2 separate regions of the Homo sapiens genome follow, and region 1 is linked to region 2. Evidence: chromatin contacts called from ENCODE Hi-C data. All regions are on one chromosome and are shown on one strand. Each heading gives the region's core, a stretch centred on a gene start or an enhancer-like site at or near the end of the contact. The rest is flanking DNA. Distances are from core to core; before and after follow the strand shown. Region 1 holds the start of TAC1 (tachykinin precursor 1). Region 2 holds the start of DLX6 (distal-less homeobox 6).

What was found. Hi-C counts contacts between places; a loop is a spot of excess contacts on that map. Pooled maps may share reads with other maps.
Region 1: a loop to region 2 is called in a pooled map, with 8 times the contacts of the local background. The contact joins the promoter of TAC1 here to the promoter of DLX6 in region 2. A Hi-C loop is called at or near these places in 4 of 50 pooled maps.

What each region holds. Positions count from the first base shown.
Region 1 is chr7:97,730,807-97,733,534 of GRCh38, forward strand. It overlaps TAC1 (tachykinin precursor 1), which reads left to right and starts at 1,280. Exons shown (of 7, transcript NM_003182.3): 1 at 1,280-1,389; 2 at 1,798-1,929. The coding sequence starts at 1,807. RefSeq lists an enhancer at 439-1,638.
Region 2 is chr7:97,004,226-97,006,925 of GRCh38, forward strand. DLX6 (distal-less homeobox 6) reads left to right here and starts at 1,328. Exons shown (of 3, transcript NM_005222.4): 1 at 1,328-2,188. The coding sequence starts at 1,753. The region is part of intron 1 of DLX6-AS1 (DLX6 antisense RNA 1); the gene reads right to left. RefSeq lists an enhancer at 45-766 and a silencer at 2,079-2,178.

The DNA of each region.
Region 1 (2,728 bases), core at 30-2,529, 730 kb after region 2:
GAAAACGGAAAATAAAATGCTCACATTGTGAGGCTAAGGCCAAAAGAAATCAGAGATGCATGAGAATTTCCAAATTCAGGATTATTTAAGAACAACATAGAGAAAAAAATACTTCTGGTTTGAGTTGCAAAAATTTATTTCTTTTATGCAATATACTAAAAAATCATAATTAATTGAAAAATATAATACTTCATATGTAAAGGGGAGAAAACTACTCCACCAAAGATGTCACATCTTTTAATTCATTTGGAGATCAAAGAAATGTGTCTGCCAGGCAACCAAGGGCTCATGGAAAGGTGTGGTTTCTGTACAAATGCTATTTGTCTAATATTTTGTGCTGTTAATGACTGTCCCATTAGCATCTTCACTACACTTACTTTCATAGAAAGGAGAAACATGATTTATAGAGCCCTTTAGTGACAAGGGTGAGGATCCTACACACTATGTTGCTGGTTTCCTAGTCTTCAGCAAGAAAGTGTAGGAGAGAAGCAAAAAACGTCCTGTTCAACCCCTGCTCCTGGATGTGGCAAGGAAGAGGAGTTACCCGGCTTGAAACAAAAGAAATCCTAAGTCTGACACACAATGTCATGTTTAAATTCCCCTTTCTCCAAAATGTAAAATAAATCTGCTTCCATCTTCTAAAATACTATGGGACTAAACATCCTTTTGTTATGCTAAGGAAAAGCCAGTATTCGCGTTGATTTAGAAGAGGGATGTTCTGGTTATAGAACGATGCTGTGTCTCAGAAACACTTAAATACTATTAAGCTAGAAATAGAAGGGAAAATAATGCTTCCCCGCATCTCCCCTCAAGTGTAGTCCTCTTTTTTTAGCCTGATTTCCGACGAAATGTCTGAATGCCTACAGTTATTTGGCCATCCTGAAAAGTGCAACTTATCCTGACGTCTCGAGGGACGGAAAAGTTACCGAAGTCCAAGGAATGAGTCACTTTGCTCAAATTTGATGAGTAATATCAGGTGTCATGAAACCCAGTTTCGAAGGAGAGGGGAGGGGGCGTCAGATCTGCAGACGGAAGCAGGCCGCTCCGGATTGGATGGCGAGACCTCGATTTTCCTAAAATTGCGTCATTTAGAACCCAATTGGGTCCAGATGTTATGGGCATCGACGAGTTACCGTCTCGGAAACTCTCAATCACGCAAGCGAAAGGAGAGGAGGCGGCTAATTAAATATTGAGCAGAAAGTCGCGTGGGGAGAATGTCACGTGGGTCTGGAGGCTCAAGGAGGCTGGGATAAATACCGCAAGGCACTGAGCAGGCGAAAGAGCGCGCTCGGACCTCCTTCCCGGCGGCAGCTACCGAGAGTGCGGAGCGACCAGCGTGCGCTCGGAGGAACCAGAGAAACTCAGCACCCCGCGGGACTGTCCGTCGCAGTAAGTGCCCGCGCGGTGCTGGCCGCGGCTGCCCGGGTCACCCCGCCCCGCATCTGTCCGAGGTGGCCGCGCTGGGGGCGCCGCTGCGGCGAGGGACAGTGGGGAGACTGGCTTCCCAAACGCCAACGCCCCTCTTTGTCTTCCACCTGCAGAGTTTCCTGGTTTGAAGGTGTGGGTTGGTGGGTTAGGGGGCTGGGGGAGTTGGGATTCAGGGAGAAGAGGGTTGGAGAATCTTTGGGACGCGATTCTCTCGCCTAACCGGTACAGGTGAGACTTCAGTCCTTATGTTTTTGATCTTGGTTCATCCGTTGTGGGGCAGAAAATTCTGTTGCTTTAACTCTTGGATAACCACCCCTAATAGATACATTATTTCTCTCTTTGGTGTCTTCTCCTCCTACCCCTTCCCAGAAATCCAACATGAAAATCCTCGTGGCCTTGGCAGTCTTTTTTCTTGTCTCCACTCAGCTGTTTGCAGAAGAAATAGGAGCCAATGATGATCTGAATTACTGGTCCGACTGGTACGACAGCGACCAGATCAAGGTGAGGCCCCTTCCCAGGACGGCCCGCACCCTTCTTCCTGGGCTCGGGAGCTGTCACCTTCCCACGCAACAGCACCCTAGTTAACGTGGCACGCACCGCCACCACGGAAAGAGGCAGCGGTTGCGTGCGAGAGGATGGAAAGGGGCACTATTTCCCGGGTTCCCCACGGGATTTTGTGCCCACGATTCAAGTTTCTTCCCGAGGGCTGCACCGTCCGGCCCAGGAACTCCCTGCAGTAGGGATGCCCTCCCGGATGAGCCCGAGATCCTCACAAGGCGGGAAATCTCGTAAGATTTCATCCCCCAGGACCTGGGATTTCGGGGGCTCCGGTCCAGCTGCACTGCCCTAGCGTCTGGGCACGGGCAGAGGAGGGCGCCTGGGTCGCGGGCAGCAGCGGGCACACGCGCGAGCTGCAGGGGGATTGGAGGGCCGGAGGCTGGAGGGAAGTTAATTTCCTGCCTTCACGTTTGTTTTGCGGACCTGAGGATGTAGCTTGAAGTCTCCCTTTAGAAACTCGTAGGCTACAGGCGCTGGGGAGCGCGCCTCGGAAAAACGGTGAAAGTCGTCTGTAAAGCGTTGTCACCCTTCCCCACCGGAGCCCCAGCCCCAGATCCCACACACCTGTGTGCATTTAGGGCGGTGAGGACTCTACAAAGCCGGCACCGAGACAAGACAAAGTCAGGTGGCGGCGCAGCAGATGAGGGAAGGTCCCCGGGCTGGGAGGAAAGAGCGGAAAGCGCTCGAAGCTTGAAGACGCCGAGCCAGCTGCTAACTCGCCCTGGCAGGCTTGCGGGGGGCG
Region 2 (2,700 bases), core at 78-2,577:
GAAAGGCTAGATCCGCAGCCTTGGGCTGCTCCGAACTTAATGTCTTTCCCCAGTCCATCTTTGAAAGAGAAGTGGTTCTACCACCTGGATGTGCGGATATAAATCCCCTTGCAAATAATAAATGGATTAATAATAACAAGGTATGAAGTTCTTTTTATAGAAAAAAAGGAGAGAATTGAAACTAAATGCGGCAGTTAGACAACCATTTTGATAAGAGGATAATTGAGGCGACACTGGTGTATAATTAGAGGATAATTTATGCTATATCCACTTTTATTCCACCTCCCAAAATAAACCCAGTCCATAATCATTACAGGCAAATTGTTCTGAATTTTATAGCAGCAATTTGAACAAAGTACTGCAGTTAATCATGGGAGATTTTTGTGTATTCCTGATTAGAACTCTAATTGCCTCCTTCCAGAAAGTAAAAATAACTGTAAAACGACTCTATTTTTATCATTAACAATGTTGACAATAAAATAAAATCAATTGGAATTGTAATCGAGAGACAAATTTAGGACGAAGGCACTTTTACTTGGGTAGTTTATATTGTAATCAAGATTTGCCAAACCACTAACCGCATGTATCATTTGCATATATTTGAAAGCATTACAGTAGCTTCTGTTTTCAATAGGAAAAAATGCATTACTGTCAGTCCTCCAACGATTCGTTTTCAGAACACGCTGCTGCGTTCTGAAAAGAAAAAAAAGACGCCCCCCCCCCCCACAACCTTTTGTACAATATATAAGAAATACGGCCTGAAACGGCAGGGACCGAGCCAGAACAGGGTCTGATTTTTCTTTTTCTGTACCACCCCCCAGTGGGGTGGAGCCCAGGTGTGAGGGTTCGTCTTCCTTCTGTGGTTTCAATAAAATACGTCTAGAAAAATCCACGGTGACAAGGAGCTCCCACAAGAGTGTAGTAGGACCAGAGTGGCAGGGACGTCAAGAAAGGGGGGCCTGGATTTAATGCGGGGGTGGGGTCACTGCTTCTAAGCACAGGCAACCTACAAGGGTGCAAAGGGATTGAAAGAGAGCAGCCCCCAGTTGGCTGTTTCAAGGCTGAGATATTGGCAACTGGGGCTCCGGGATTTGGGGCACGAGCTGCGGCGGGAAGCATCGGCGGCCGGCCGGGCAGAGGCGCCTCCCTCCCCAACGGCCCCGGGCGCCACACAGCGCGGCCCCCGGCTGCAGCTCCGGCTGGGATTGGAACTGCGGAAGGTAGGCGAAGAACTCTGCAAGTCGCGCACACGCCAGTAGAAGCCGTGCGCCTGTGACGTCAGGGGGCGACTGACCAATGGGGAGGCACTGCCCTTTGGAGACAAACCATTCGACTCGTGGCGTCTGCATCAAGTCTGAAAGCAGACGCGCAACTTTCGCAGAATCCACCTTAAAATCTCTGCCTTAAACTGCACCAGCCCCCAAAAAATCCAAGGGGGGAAAGCAGGCGGGGGGAGAGCAGATTCCCCCCTCCCCCTCTCCTCTCCCATCCCTCCTCCTTCCTCCTCCCTTTGAGTTAACAAGGCCCCGCTCACTATATCTCTTTATATTAAATATATATATATATTAGAGAAGAGCGAGGGAGAGGGAGAACCACCTCCACCCCCCTCTTTAAATTCTTTTTTTTTTTTTTTTTTTTTTTTGCAAGGATCCAAAGAGCTAAGGTGGCTGCAGAGGGGAGAGCGGCGCGAGCCAAGTGGGGGAGGGTGGAGGAAACCCGGGAGAAGGCTTTCTCCAGCCCCCAAAGTTTTTGATGATGACCATGACTACGATGGCTGACGGCTTGGAAGGCCAGGACTCGTCCAAATCCGCCTTCATGGAGTTCGGGCAGCAGCAGCAGCAGCAGCAGCAACAGCAGCAGCAGCAGCAGCAGCAACAGCAACAGCCGCCGCCGCCGCCGCCGCCGCCGCCGCAGCCGCACTCGCAGCAGAGCTCCCCGGCCATGGCAGGCGCGCACTACCCTCTGCACTGCCTGCACTCGGCGGCGGCGGCGGCAGCGGCCGGCTCGCACCACCACCACCACCACCAGCACCACCACCACGGCTCGCCCTACGCGTCGGGCGGAGGGAACTCCTACAACCACCGCTCGCTCGCCGCCTACCCCTACATGAGCCACTCGCAGCACAGCCCTTACCTCCAGTCCTACCACAACAGCAGCGCAGCCGCCCAGACGCGAGGGGACGACACAGGTGAGAGGCCGCTGGGGCAGCTCGCTTCTCCCGCCTCCCGACTGCCCCCTACCCCGCCCGCCCGCTCACTTCCTCGACGCCCGGGCCTCCGCCGGCCCCCTCCCCCAGGCGGCCCCGCGCGCCCTTGGCCGGGCCCCGTGCGCGCCCGCTCGCCTGGCGCCTGCCTGCCGGCCTCTCCCAGCCGGGCCCCTTCCCGCCGCCGCGGACCCTCAGCTTCCGACGCGCAGTTCGGGCTGAGTCCCGGGCCCGGCGCAGGCTTCGTTCGACGAGTTAGTCCACACTGCGCTCTCCAGCCTCCTGGGTCTGTGCGCCCTTTTCCTTGCTCCTTCCCTCCAGGCTGTAACCCACGTTTGACCCGGCTGGGGACATTTCTGGGCCGGAACTGGGGAGCGTGTTTTGCTTCCCAGCCCACGCTGGGCAGGCAGTGGCCTACTTTGCGTGGGGCGCCCCGTGCTCCTCAGTGACTCGGAGGGAAGCTGGCCTGGCTTTCGCTCTGGTTAAACTAGTAACAG